Linked DNA regions of Homo sapiens: region 1 is linked to region 2. Evidence: chromatin contacts called from ENCODE Hi-C data. All regions are on one chromosome and are shown on one strand. Each heading gives the region's core, a stretch centred on a gene start or an enhancer-like site at or near the end of the contact. The rest is flanking DNA. Distances are from core to core; before and after follow the strand shown. Region 1 holds the start of CPN1 (carboxypeptidase N subunit 1). Region 2 overlaps DNMBP (dynamin binding protein).

What was found. A loop is a pair of places that touch in the nucleus more often than their neighbours do. Pooled maps may share reads with other maps.
Region 1: a map of endothelial cell of hepatic sinusoid shows a loop between it and region 2 (4-fold over the local background). The contact joins the promoter of CPN1 here to the enhancer-like site in region 2. A Hi-C loop is called at or near these places in 1 of 168 maps with a recorded cell type or tissue (endothelial cell of hepatic sinusoid) and 1 of 50 pooled maps.

The regions. Positions count from the first base shown.
Region 1 is chr10:100,077,974-100,084,846 of GRCh38, forward strand. CPN1 (carboxypeptidase N subunit 1) reads right to left here and starts at 3,896. Exons shown (of 9, transcript NM_001308.3): 1 at 3,430-3,896. The coding sequence starts at 3,652.
Region 2 is chr10:99,973,685-99,981,009 of GRCh38, forward strand. The region is part of intron 1 of DNMBP (dynamin binding protein); the gene reads right to left. Among named protein-coding and RNA genes, the nearest start is that of DNMBP, 33 kb to the right of the region's middle. Within about 2 kb of position 1,892, at least 9 of the 41 ENCODE cell types and tissues checked have a DNase peak (open chromatin) inside an H3K27ac peak, as active enhancers do.

The DNA of each region.
Region 1 (6,873 bases), core at 2,646-5,145, 110 kb after region 2:
CTTTGGACAGTGCCATGCACTTAGCAGATGCTTAATGGCAGATTCTTTTGGCTCTCCTTTTTCTTTTTTCTTTTTCTTTTTTTTAATTTAGAGACAGGGTCTTGCTCAGTCATTCATGCTGGAGTGCAGTGGCACAATCATAGCTCAGGATAGCCTCTCGAATTTCTCAGTTCAAGCCATCCTCCCGCCTCAGCCTCCTGAGGAGCTGGGACCACAAGTGCACACTACCACACGAGGCTAATTTTCTAAAAAAAAAATTTATTACAGAGACAAGTCTCACTATGTTGTCCAGACTGGTCTGAAACTTTTGGCCTCAGGCAGTCCTCCCAAAGTACTGGGATTACAGGCATAAGCCACCACAGCTGGCCTCTACTTTCAATATATCTGGAACACAACCACTTCTCATAACAATCACTGCTACCATTTTGGTTCAAGCCCCTGCACCTTCAAGCTTGGTACTATTGGCAATATTAGGTTATTGCAATAAATCTCCCACTTGGTCTCCCTGCAGCTGCCTAGCCCCTTTAAAGTCTATTATCCAGAGTCAGGGGTTGGCAAAACTTTTTTATAAAGAACTAGAGAGTAAATCCTTTAGGCTTTGTGGGCCGTGATGTCTCTGTCACAGCTACTCAACTCTTCCAGCAAAAGCAGCCATGGACAAGATAAAAGTGAATGGGCGTGATTATGTTCCCATAAAACTTCATTTACCAAAACAGGTGGCTGGCCCTTGGGCTGTAGTTTGCTGACCCCTGTTCTGAGTGATCTTTACAAAATTTAAGACAGATCGTCTCCCCCTTCTGCTTAAAAAACCCTCCAGTGGCTTCTCACTTGACTCAAAGTAAAAGCCCAGATCTTTACCAGGGCCTATGAGGCCCTGCGTGATCTCCTGTTGCCTGGTGTCCCCATCACATGGCTGTGACCTCCTCTCTTGCTCTCCCCTCATTCACTCGGCTGGAGCCGCACTGGCCCCCTTGCTGTTCCTCACATGTGCCAAGCATGCTCCAGAGCATTGCCTTTGCTCTTCCCTCTGCCCGTCATCTTTTCCTCCTCAATATCAGCACGGCATGTGCCATCACACCCATCCTTCAGCTCTCTGTTCAAAGCCACCTCAGTGGAGACGCCTCTCCTGAGTGCCTCTCCTGCTCCTCCTTGTCTTCCTCCATGCCATCCTTATCTCTTTTTCCTGATTTAGTTTTCTCTACAGCACTTATTTCCATCTGATGTAATATGTATTTACGTAGTTACCCATTTATTGTCAGTCTTACCCCACTAGAATTCGGGCCCATGAGGGCAGGGTCTTTGTTTTATTCTCTGCTGTACTTCCAGAGTCTACAAAAGTGCCTGCATATTGTAGGTGATTGGTAAATATTTGTGGAATGAATGAATTAAAGGAATGAATGGGTGAATAGCAGTTATAGTGCTTCAGAGAAAAGAGGGAACAGTGAGGGCTAGAGTCCTGTGAAAAAGCTTCAAAGAAGGCCTTGAAAGCTAGAAAGTACAGGAGCACCAACAAGGGGGCTTGGAGTGTTGGGGGGCTAACCCCATGATGTCCATGAACACTCACGAGCTTCCACAGTGAACATATGATCTGATTGACAGCAGGCTGCTTGCTATGGAAGTGCAGTTTCAAAGCGAGGCAATTATCCCAGGTAACCCCATGGCCTTCTATGAGCCTCCTCCATGCAATATTCTGAATCCCATGGCCAGTCCATTGAGTGTGAGGCTTTTAAAGTAGGAAAGTGGGATTATGTCAAGATTTAGGAAAATTTTTCTGGCATCTGTGTACCAAATGGAAGATTCAGAGTGCAGCAGTTCGAAGTTAGAGACCTGGCTGGGCACGGTGGCTCACGCCTGTAATCCCAACACTTTGGGAGGCCAAGGCGGGTGGATCACTTGAGGTCAGGAGTTTGAGACCAGCCTGGCCAACACGGTGAAACCCCGTCTCTACTAAAAATAAAAAAAATTAGCCAGGCATGGTAGTGCACGCCTGTAATCCCAGCTACTTGGGAGGCTGAGGCAGGAGAATTGCTTGAACCCGGGAGGTGGAGGTTTCAGTGAGCTGAGATTGCACCACTGCATTCCAGCCTGGGCAACAGAGTGAGACTCCATCTCAAAAAAAAAAAAAAATGAAGTTAGAAACCAGTTGGGAGTTCAGTGCAATCATGTAGGCAGCTTGTGATGGAGTCTGGACTTGGGCAGGGGATGTGGAAGCGAAGAGGTAAAGGGAGATTTGAAGTTGAGTTTGAAGGAGGAACTGGTAAGGAAAGAAGTGAGAAATTAGAAACAACTTAAATGTCCATCAATATATGGACAGTTAAACATAGTCATGCAATGAGCTATTACACAGCCAAAACCACAGTGATGTAGATCTGCACTTATAGACATGGATGCTATCCATAACAGATTGTGAAATGAGAAGGGCAGTTATAATACAATTTCATTTTTATAGAAACAATTACATGTGTTTGAGTCAGGGTTTAAATATGCATAGAAAAAAGTCTGGAAGGATATACATCAATACATTAACAGTGGTGGGATTTGGGGTGAGTTTTATTATTTTTTTTCCTTATCTAATCTCTAAATTTTAATCCAAACATGGATTGCTTTTACAGTAGAAACAAACTAAAAAAAGGAATCCAGGCTAAGTGCGGTGGCTCACGCCTGTAATCCCAACACTGGGAGGCCAAGGTGGGTGGATCGCCTGAGCCCAGGAGTTTGAGATTAGCCTGGTTAACATGATGAAACCCTGTCTCTACTAAAAATACAAAAATTAGCCGGGCGTATTGGTGCATGCCTGTGGTCCCAGCTACCTAGGAGGCTGAGGGGAAAGGATCACCTGAGCCCAGGAGGTGGAGGCTGCAGTGAGCTGAGATCATGCCACTGCATTCCAGCCTGGGCAACAGAGCCAGACCCCGTCTCAAAAAAATAAAAAATAAAAAAGAATCCAGTAAATAAAACTGACACCCAAGTCCCCAAACTCTCTCTGGAATACCACACTGTCACTCCCCGAAGAGATTCCCCTATACCCTTCTAAGTTTCCTGGCAGAACTAGAAGGGCTCATTGTTTTTGCCTATGTCTCCTGAGCCATTGGGTGGGGAAAGACAGAACAATAGTAAGGGGAAAAGAAAGGAAATGGGGGAAATGAAGGGATATGGGACATGAGCAGGGAAGAAGACTCATCTTTTACCATTAAAGTTTTGAGCAAACAGAACCCAAAAAGGAGGAAAGATCTGAAGGCTGAAGGAGGGTTATAGCTCCCCAGAGGCAGTGGCAGTTTGAGGGCTAAGAGGGAAATAGCACAGGCTGAGAAAGAGATAATACCTTGTAGGCGGAGGCGTCCACGGACCACCCCAGAAACCACTCCAATTACTGGATTTGCAAGGGAAAGGCCCTGCCCCACACACCCTCAAGAGCTGTTCAGAACTTACAGGGCTCGTGGATTCCAGGGTGGTCGCTGAACTCCAGCACGTAGAGGTGTCTCCCCTCCACGCTGCGCCCAATGCTGTAGACCCGCGTGATGCCGGGGCATTCGTTTTGCACCTTGTACAGCGTCCGCACAAGATCATCATAGCGGTGGTGGCGAAAGGTCACCGGGGCAACCAACTTGAAGAGAAGGAGGAGGTGGAGGAAGACTGAGAGCAGGTCTGACATCTTGCTGGGCTTTTTCAAAGAGAGCCACTGAAACGCGCCCCACCTCCTTAAACAACCTAGCCTCTTCACCCGCCAAAATCCAAGGTCCACCTAGCTTCCCGCTTGTAAACACCAGTCCAAATTGGAAGACGTTCCCAGCTGTCCGTCCAAGGCTGGAAATTCTTTATGTCGTTCTGGAATAGCCACTCATCTCTCCTCCCTCACTCCCTTTCTTTCTCTAATCCAGGAAAGCCTTTTGAAAGGTTTTTTGCACTTCCCCAGATGGGTAGTTTCACTGATTCTGGTTTACTGGTTAACTGGACTGTAAACAGGCTTCAATAAATAGCTGCTTATAACCCTTTGATTCCTGGAGAATTTTTTAAAACTTGGCCTGTGCCTGTTCCTTTTATTACAACTTTCAAAAAGAGTTCTCTGTCCCTTTTGATCCATCCCACGTACTGCTGCCTGCCTATCTTTCTGAAGCATGGCTGTATTTTGTCCTTTTTTTCCTCAAAAATCTTTCAACAGATGCCATTAAGAAAAGGAAAAGATTAGCCTCGGACTGGGAGAAAACAATTGTAAATCATGTATCCGATAATACCCCCATAATACGTAAAGAATCCTTACAATACAATAAGAAAACAAACAACCCAATTAAAACATGGGCAAAACATTTGACCAAAATAGATATACAAATGGCTAATAAGCACATTTAAAGATGTTCAGTGTCATTAGTCATTAAGGAAATACAAATTAAAACCACATGAGATCCAGTCATGGTGGCTCATGCCTATAATCTCAGCACTTTGGGAGGCCAAATTGGGAGGATCACTTGAGCCCAGGAGTTTGAGATCAGCCTGGGCAACATAGCAAGACCCCACCTCTACAAATATTTTTAAAATTAGCTGGGTGTGATGGCATGCCTGTAGTTCCAGCTACTAGGGAGGCTGAGGCAGAGAATCACTTGAACCTGGGTGGTGGGGCCTGAAGTGAGCCATGATCATGCCACTACACTCCAGCCTGGGCAACAGAGTGAGACCTCATCTCAAAAAACAAACAAACAAAAATCACACATGAAATATACTTTACCTCCACTAGAATGGCTACAATAAAAAAGACAGACAATAACAAATGTTGGTGAGAATAGGGAGAAACTGGAACCCTCATAAATAGTGCAGCCAGACCAGGTGCAGTGGCTCATGCCTGTAGCCCAGGACTTTGAGAGGCCGAGGCAGGTGGATCACGAGGTCAAGAGATCGAGATCATCCTGGCAAACATGGCAAAACCCCCTCTCTACTAAAAATACAAAAATTAGCTGGGCATGGTGGCACACGCCTGTAGTCCCAGCTACTCAGGAGTCTGAGGCAGGAGAATTGCTTGAACCTGAGAGGAGGAGGTTGCAGTGAGCTGAGATCACGCCACTGCACTCCAGCTTGGTGACAGAGCGAGACTCCATCTCAAAAAAAATAAAAAATAAAGATAAACAAATAAATAGTACAGCCAGTTTGGAAAACAGTTTAGCAGTTTCTTACAAGGTTAAATATATACTTACTATATAATACAACAGTTTCACTCCTAGGTACCTATGCAAGAGAAATGAAAACACACATCCACACAAAAACTTGTACATAAATGTCCATAGCAGTATTGTTCACAAGAGACAAAAAGTGGAAACAACCCAAATGTCCATTAACCACTGAGCGGATAAACAAAATATGGCATATCCATACAATGAAATAGTATTTGACAATAAAAAGGAGTGGAGTGCTAATATATTGTACAATGTGAATGAATCTTACACATGCCTGGTAAAAGAAGCCAGACCCAAAACACCACAAGTGGACACAAAATTTCTTTTTAGAGTGATAGAAATGTTCTAAAATTAGATTGTGGTGATGGTGATGTCTATACAACTCGATAAATATACTAAAATTCATTGAATTGCATACTTAAAACAGATGAATTCTATGATATGCAAATTGTATCTCAATAAAGCTGTTTTTAAAAGGGAATAAAAAATAAGTACAGCCCTCTGAAAGAATTAAATATAAATTTACCATACAACTCAACAATTCCATTCCTGGGTATGTACCCAATAGAACAAACTTGCCCACAGAATGTTCACAGCAGCATTATTCATAATAGGCAAAAAGTAGAAACTACCTAAATGTCTATCAACTGGTGAATAAATAAAATATGATATAACCATACAATTGAACACTATTCAGCAAAAAAAAGAATAAAATGCGACTACATGCTACAATGTGGATGAACTTCAAAAACACTATGCAAAGTGAAAGAAGCCAGACATGAAAAAAACACATAATGTATAATTCCATTTATATGAAATGTCCTGCAAAGGTAAACCTATAGAGACAGAAGGTAAAATAATGTTCCCCTGAGGTTGGGGATGGGAATGGAAATTAACTGTAAATGGGCATGAGGGATTTATTTTCTAACGGATGAATCAGCCACTCAAACTGGATCCAAGGAAGATCTTATTGGAGTGATGGAGATGTTCTAGAACTGGGTGATGGTAATAGTTGGTCAGCTTGATAACTTTACTAAACATCATTTAATCATAAACTTACCGGGTACGGTGGCTCACGCCTGTAATCCCAGCACTTTGGGAGGCTGAGGCAGGTGGCTCACTTGAGATCAGGAGTTCTAGACCAGCCTAGCCAACATGGTGAAACTCCATCTCTACTAAAAATATAAAAATTAGCTGGGTGTGGTGGCACCCGCCTATAATCCCAGGTACTCAGGAGGTTGAGGCAGAAGAATTTCTTGAACCCGGGAGGCGGAGGTTGCCGTGAGCTGAGATCATGCCACTGCACTCCAGCCTGGGCGACAGAGAGAGACTTCATCTCAAAAAAAAAAAAAAAAAATCATTTAATTGTAAACTTAAAAAGGGTGAAATTTGTGGTATGTAAATCAGACCTTAAAAAATTGGTTTTTTAAATTTATTTGTTTATTTATTGAGAGAGAGTCTCACTCTTTTCACCTAGGCTGGAGTGCAACGGTGCAATCTCCACTCACTGCAACCTCTGCCTCCTGGGTTCAAGTGATTCTCCTGCCTCAGCCTCCAGAATAGCTGGGATTACAGGCACCCGCCACCACGCCCAGCTAATTTTTGTATTTTTAGTAGAGACAGGGTTTCACTATTTTGGCCAGGCTAGTCTCGAACTCCTGGCCTCAGATCATCTGCCCACCTCGGTCTCCCAAAGTGCTGGGATTACAGG
Region 2 (7,325 bases), core at 642-3,141:
GAAAACCTGTTGGGGACTGGCGCGGTGGCTCGCACCTGTAATCCCAGCACTTTGCGAGGCCAAGGCGGGCAGATCACCTGAGGTGAGGAGTTTTGAGGCCAGCCTGGGCAACATGGTGAAACCCCGTCTCTACTAAAAACACAAAAATCAGTCAGGCACAGTGGCGGGTGCCTGTAATCCCAGCTACTTGGGAGGCTGAGGCAGGAGAATCACTTGAACCTGGGAGGCCGAGGTTGCAGTGAGCCGAGATCATGCCATTCATTGCATTCCAGCCTGGGTGACGGAGTGAGACTCAGAAAAGGAAAAAGGAAAAGGAAAGGGAAAATCTATTGAATGGCTCATGCCTATAATCCTAGCACTTCGGGAGACTAAGGCTAGAGGATCAATTGCAGTCAGGAGTTCAAGACCAACGTGGGCAACACAGCACGACTTCACCTCTATTTTATAAAAAAAAAAGTTAGAAAAGTAAAAATCTGTAAGAAAGGAAGAAAGGACTATGTAGATGGCACCTCCAGACAAGATTTAGCATCCTATGCCAGATCAAGTATATGTTTTTGGTTCACAGAAGTCAGTGGCCCAACCCCGGGGAGTATCCTTGTACTGTTACGGTGTCTGTGCTGTAATAAGACGATGTGTCCATTACCTTGATGCATGTGGCTGGGGAACCTACGTATGTATTGAAGCAGCAGAAAGAGAGGACATAAGTAGTGGACATCCATCCCTCTGTAGACAATCAGCCTTGATGACAGCTACATTTCTCCCTAGGTCTCTTAAAGGAGCAGCTGAAGATCACCAGAGTATCCAGGCCTGAAATCTGTTTTTCTTTTCTTTTCTTTTTAGAGATGGGGTCTTGCTCTGTTGCCCAGGCTGGAGTGCAAAAATAGCTCACTGCAGCCTTGAACTCCTGGGCTCAAGTGATCCTCCTGCCTCAGCCTCCCAAGTACAAGTCTATTTTCAACCATCTCAAGTACTTATTTGGTCTTGGTAGAGATGAATGAGGACTCTACCTTCCATCTCACATACAACCATCATCACATCAAAAAGCATGAAGTGCCTAATTACAAAAAAAGAAAAGGTAGTGGTAGCTCTGTTAATTTTATTTATTTATGAGACAGGGTCCTATTCTGAGGCCCAGGCTGGAGAGCAGTGGCTCACCGTAGCCTCGATATCCAGGGCTCAAGCAATCTTCCCACCTCAGCCTCCTGGGTACATATGGCTACAGGTATGCATAACCATGCCCAGCTAATTTTTTTTGTACCTTTTTGTAGAGACAGGGTTTTACTATGTTGCCCAGGCTGGTCTCAAACTCCTGGGCCACCCACCTTGGCCTCCCAAAGTGCCAGGGGGTTACAGGGAGAAGCCACCATACCTGACCTCTGTTAATTTATAATCCAGCCAGGCACGGTGGCTCATGCCTGTAATCCCAGCACTTTGGGAGGCTGAGGCGGGTGGATCACCTGAGGTCAGGGAGCTCGAGACCAGCCTGACCAACATGGAGAAACCCCGTCTCTATTAAAATTACAAAATTAGCCAGGCGTGGTGGTGCATGCCTGTAATCCCAGCTACTCAGGAGGCTGAGGCAGGAGAATCACTTCAACCCAGGAGGCGGAGTTGCAGTGAGCCAAAATCGCACCATTGCACTCCAGCCTGGGCAACAAGAGCAAAACTATGTCTCAAAAAAAAAAAAAATTATATCCAAGAAAACACTGATGTGGATAAACATATTAGGCATATAATAAATCATTTAGTATATTAATATGGAGTACCTAGAAGATGTTAATAAATCATGCTACACAAACATTACCTATTTAATTTGTACTGTCAAGCAAAAGTAGGTTATCTTTGTGTTACTTATTATAGACTTTTTGTCTATAATAAGACGACTTGAGTCCACAGTGGAAAAGAGAAGTGGTAAGTGGGTATTTCCCACAGATGCTACTAACACATTTTCTCTAAGTATTACCAAAAAAAATCTAATTATAATTACATGCTGCAGAGGCAGCATATATGAATGTAAAGCACTAGGCTTCTGTAGTCAGAGAGACCCAGGTCCACAGGCCAGCTCCACTATTTATTAGCGATTTCACCTTGGACATCTTACTTAAACTCTCTGGGCTTCAGTTTCCTCATCCAGAAAAATGGAGATAATCATACTTTCATAATAACCATCAAGACTATTATAGTTATAACAGTGCCTAACATTCATTGAGTACTTCCTAGGTACATGCATTTACCATGTACTTCCCTGAGTCCTCGCAAGGACCCTATCATATGTTATTGGTTCCCATTTGGCAGGTGGGGACACGGGATCAGAGAGATGATAGCTGTCCAAGGTCACATAGTAAGTCAGAGGTGTAATGGGAACCCAAATCTGTCTGTCTCCAAAGCCTTAACCAGTATGCTAACAGTGTGAAAGCACCTAGGTCAGGGCTGGTATAGTAGCTGCTCAATAAACATTAGTCATTATTACAAAGCATCATTTCCATAATCAACTGCAAGCTCAAATTTGTGTCACTGATATAGCATCATCAGAGAATGTGCTATTTCAAACATATAAACTCTACGGAGCTTACCATTTCAACATGTCAAAACCTGGTTAACTTTGATTGTTTAAAAATAGACACACTCCAGACTTCCCTGACTTCTTTATTAGAAGACCTTGAACATGACTTACTCTTTGGCTGATGGGTCCAAGTTCATTATTAAGACTACACATTACTGTATTAAGCTGTGATACACAATACCAGCACTGTCTATCTTTTAGGCCTTTCTCTTTCAACGTCAGCCTACCCTCTGCTCTCCTCTGTCAACTTTTCCACGCCCTTGCTATATTGCTGTTTATGATCTGCTATGGAGGGGAGACCACACGCATACTACCAAAATTATGTAAAGTTCCTAGATAAATAAAAGTAAACAAGCTCTAAATGCGAGGCTAACAAACTCTACTGTGGTGGGAAAGGACACATGTTCGTGGTAGAGTTTTTCAACAGTTATTTTCATGTGCACTGAGGCCCCTTTCTTACTTTCTGGCTGTCTTCCAGAGGACTGAAGTTGCCAGATGTCAGATTTCCACATAAGGGTGGTGTCCTAAGTATTTTCTTAAAAAAAAAAACACCACACATAATGTCCTGCAAACTTCTTAGCCATCTAGATGTTTATGTTATTAAAACTATTCCTTAACCTTCGGCCAAATTAGATACTATTTTTCTTCTTATACTACATTTTCTCAGATTTCATCTATCAGACTAGATATATCTAATTATCTAAAATATCAAGTAAAGAATTAGCATAAACCCCATATAATTACTTAGAGAACTACCCCATTACACAAAGGGAGTAATGCTTGTAATCTGAAAGAGTTAAAGCTTCTCCCAGAGAACCTTTTCACTCTACCAGAAAATGACTCAGAAGCAGAGGAGAATCTGGCTCAATAAATACTTTTACTGACTGACCTCCTACTCCATTGGAATGAGTGCATAATCACTGAGGAGCACACACCCTAGAAGGGTACTGAAGTCACGGCCTCGCTAAATTACATGATTCATGTGTGAGACCCAAAAGTATGTATAATATGACGAATCTCATCTGTCTTCTCTGCCCTGTATACCCTATGAAAAGCAGCTACTCTTATTCATGCCAGGGCCATTTTAGAAGCCTGAGCATATATTTTGAAACAATCATAAATGGCTTCTATAAGCTGTTCCACCAACTCCAGATAGAAGTAAAAAGAACTGCAGAGGAAATCAGAACACAGATGGGCTTGAGAGAACACCGAGGAAATTACTGCTTATATGGCATGATTTCAGGGACAGCAGAAAAATTTGCTATGAAAACACCATCTTCTTCCCTTGCTGGTGAACGCCTATCTTTCCACCTTTAGGGAGTCATTCTGCATTTGAAATATAGATATATTTGGAAAGAAAATTCTTCAAACCCTTTTAGAATGTAAACTCTGTGAAGGAAGAGATTTATTTCATTCACTGGTCTACAGCAGTGCCTGGCACATAAAATATTTTCAGATTTTTGATGAACAAACGATTTGTTGAAGTTTGGGAAAATATATGAAACTCTTTTTTTATTCTTATCTTTTAAAAATTTTTTTCCAATAATCCAACCTGTCACAATATATGAAACTATTCATATCAAAATCTCAAGTTTTACTTACCTAAAACTAAATTAACCATCTCTTCCCCAAAAATAGTTTTACCTTCCAGCTTGTCTATCTATGTATGGCACTGGCAACAGTGCCATAGCAATGTCATAGAAATCTTCCAGGTCAAGCATTAATGTCTTGGACTTCTTCATCCTCTATGGCAGACGGTACACTAAGAACAACAGCTATTGTATGATTATCTACCAAGTGTCAGACACTGATCTAGGAGCTTAAATCCTCACGACTCCGCAAGGTAGACAGCAAGTCTCCAAAGCCAGGGTGCCTGCATTCCAATCCCAGCACCACCACTGAGCAATTTACTCAATCTCTTTAGCTGACAAATAGCTAAACCAGAACCCGAATTCAGGCCTGTTTGATTCCCATGCCCACGTTCTTTTTATGGCAAACATCACTTTTCTTAAACTTCATTGGTTCTTCCTTCAACATCCTCTAGACTTCCATTTTTCTGTTTCTCCAACATTTAACTATGAAAATTTTCAAACAGTGAGGTTGAAAGAATTTTACACCCACCACCTAGATTCTAGCATTAACATCTTACTGCAGTTACTTTATCACATATTATCTATCCCTTTATTCGTTTATCAATTTGTGTTATTTTTTGGATGCATTTCAAATATATATATTTTTTATTTTGATGCACTTCAAAATAAATCATAAACATTTCCCACCAAACTCTGACATATATATCTTAACTAGAGTCCAATATTTGTTTACGGTTTTTGTTGTTGTTGTTTTCTTTTTTGAGACAGGGTCTCTGTCACCTAGGCTACAGTGCAGTGGCGTGATCTTGGCTTACTCTAACCTCTGCCTCCCAGACTCAGGTGATCATCCCACCTCAGCCTCCTGAATATCTGCGATCACAGGTGTGTACCACCACACCTGGCTAATTTATTTACAGAGGTGAGGTTTTGCCATGTTGCCCAGGCTGGTGGTCTTGAACTCCTCAACTCAGGTGCTCTGCCCTCCTCGGCCTCCCAAATTGCTGGGATTACAGGCGTGAGCCACCACGCCTGGCCAGCAGTTTTTTTTTATTTTTGTTTTTTTAAAGTACCTTTTTCCTCTCCCTACTGGCCAAGGAATTACAAATTCTGGATTTTAACAGAATTGCAGTTCTGTTTTCCCCACTAAAATGGCAGTAAATCTGATTAATCTTTCTAAAATGTCAATTTATATATATAACACAGTTGGATGAGAATTTACAGGTCCTCCTATTTTCTATAATTCATACATTCAATGAATATTTATCAAGCCAAATGGCATCAACCAAAGCCCTATGCAAACTAAAAATCTGGCTTGACTGGGTAAGCTAATCATTTGATGACCCTTCACCCAACATTCTAGGTATTTATTCTCTAATCCTGTTGGTGGCGGACAGTAGCGTTTAGAGTCTCCTCTATTGTCCTAAGCAATTCAACTCCTATCACCAAGTATCTACCCAACTGGGAAAAAAATAAAGCCCGAGCACTAATCTCAAAAGGAGACACTCACTCAGTCTTACCCATTCAATGTGGGGGTCGGGGAAGGACTCAAATCTGCAGTGACTTTTTTTGTGCCTCAAGGATATTTTAATACTTTCTATGGACTAAAGCCTTTGGCAGTTACCTATTAATCCAGCTTTGCTCCAATGATGTGTCCAGGAACCTTCCTGGTGTTGTGTGGGAGATAAGTTATAGTCCCTGCACCCAAGAAGCTTAGTTTAGTCCCCACCAATTCCCAAAACATGTTCTGAGGACGCTAATCTTTGTGCTCCAAGACACAAGAGCTCCATGATCATGATAAACTCCAGGAAGGCTATAAACCATATTTCCTTCTTAGAGGAGCATTTTAAAATTAGCATATTAAAGACTGAAACAATTTGGCAAGAATCCTTTTCAATCTGGCATTTCTAAACTTGTCTGGCCACAGCACGCCGTTTTCAGGCCCCACTTCAGATTTGTGTAACCTTGTCCCACTCCACTTGTCATTCATAAATAATATTCAGGGCAGTCCCATCCAAACGAAATGTCTCAGCTCCCATAAGGCACTGTCCGCTCAGAACTTGTTTTTTGGTTTACTGCTGTTTATTTCCTCCATGGTCAGTCCCACATATTTAAACACTTTCCACACCTGGAGTACTTCCCCCAAATGATGCCACCTCTCCTGCTCAGGTCCACTCATTTGCCATGTCTTAAGTCCTGCAGCCCTTGCTCTTATATCAACCATCTTGCAGATTTGTGAGACATTGGACTGGACATGTAAAAGTTAAAAGCCATGAGAGTAAATGTATCAGAGAAAACATATTCAGAAATAAAATTTACAATGTAGAGCTGGGTGCGGTGGCTCAGGCCTGTAATCTCAGCACTTTGGGAGGCTGAGGCAGGCGGATCATCCGAGGTCAGGAGTTCAAGACAAGCCTGGCCAACGTGGCGAAACCCTATCTCTACTAAAAATACAAAAAAATTAGCCAAGTGTGGTGATGCATGCCTACAATCCCAGCTACTCAAGAGGCTGAGGCAGGAGAATCGTTTGAACCCAGAAGGCAGAGGTTGCAGTGAGCCAAGATTGGGCCACTGCACTCCAGCCTGGGCAACAGAGTAAGACTCCGTCTCAAAAAAAAAAAAAAAAAGTTACAATATGTATCACTGTAAAGTGCTACAACACAGATGAACCTTGAAGACATTAAGCTAAGGCTGGCCTCAGTGGCTAATGCCTGTAATCTTAGCACTCTGGGAGACCAAGAGGAGAGGATCACTTGAGCCCAGAAGGGCAACATAGTGAGAACCCAACTCTACAAAAAATTAGAATTAAAAAAAAAAAAATAGCTGGGCGCAGTGGCAGGTGCCTATAGTCTCAGCTATTCAGGAAGCTGAGGTGGGAGGGTTGCTTGAGCCCAGGAGATTGAGGCTGCCATGAACAGTGTTTGTGCCACTCATTCCAGCCTGAGCCACAGAGTGAGACCCTGTCTTAAAAAAAAAGATATTAAGCTAAGTGAAATCTGCCAGACACAAAAGGACAAATACTGCATGAATGAGGTACACAGAGGGGTCAAATTCATAAGAGATTAAAAGCTGAATGGTGGTTGCCAGGGGGTAGGGGCGAGAAGAGGAGATAGGGAGTTAGTATGTAATGGGTACAGCATTTCAGTTTAGGAAGATAAAAAAAGTTCTGGAGA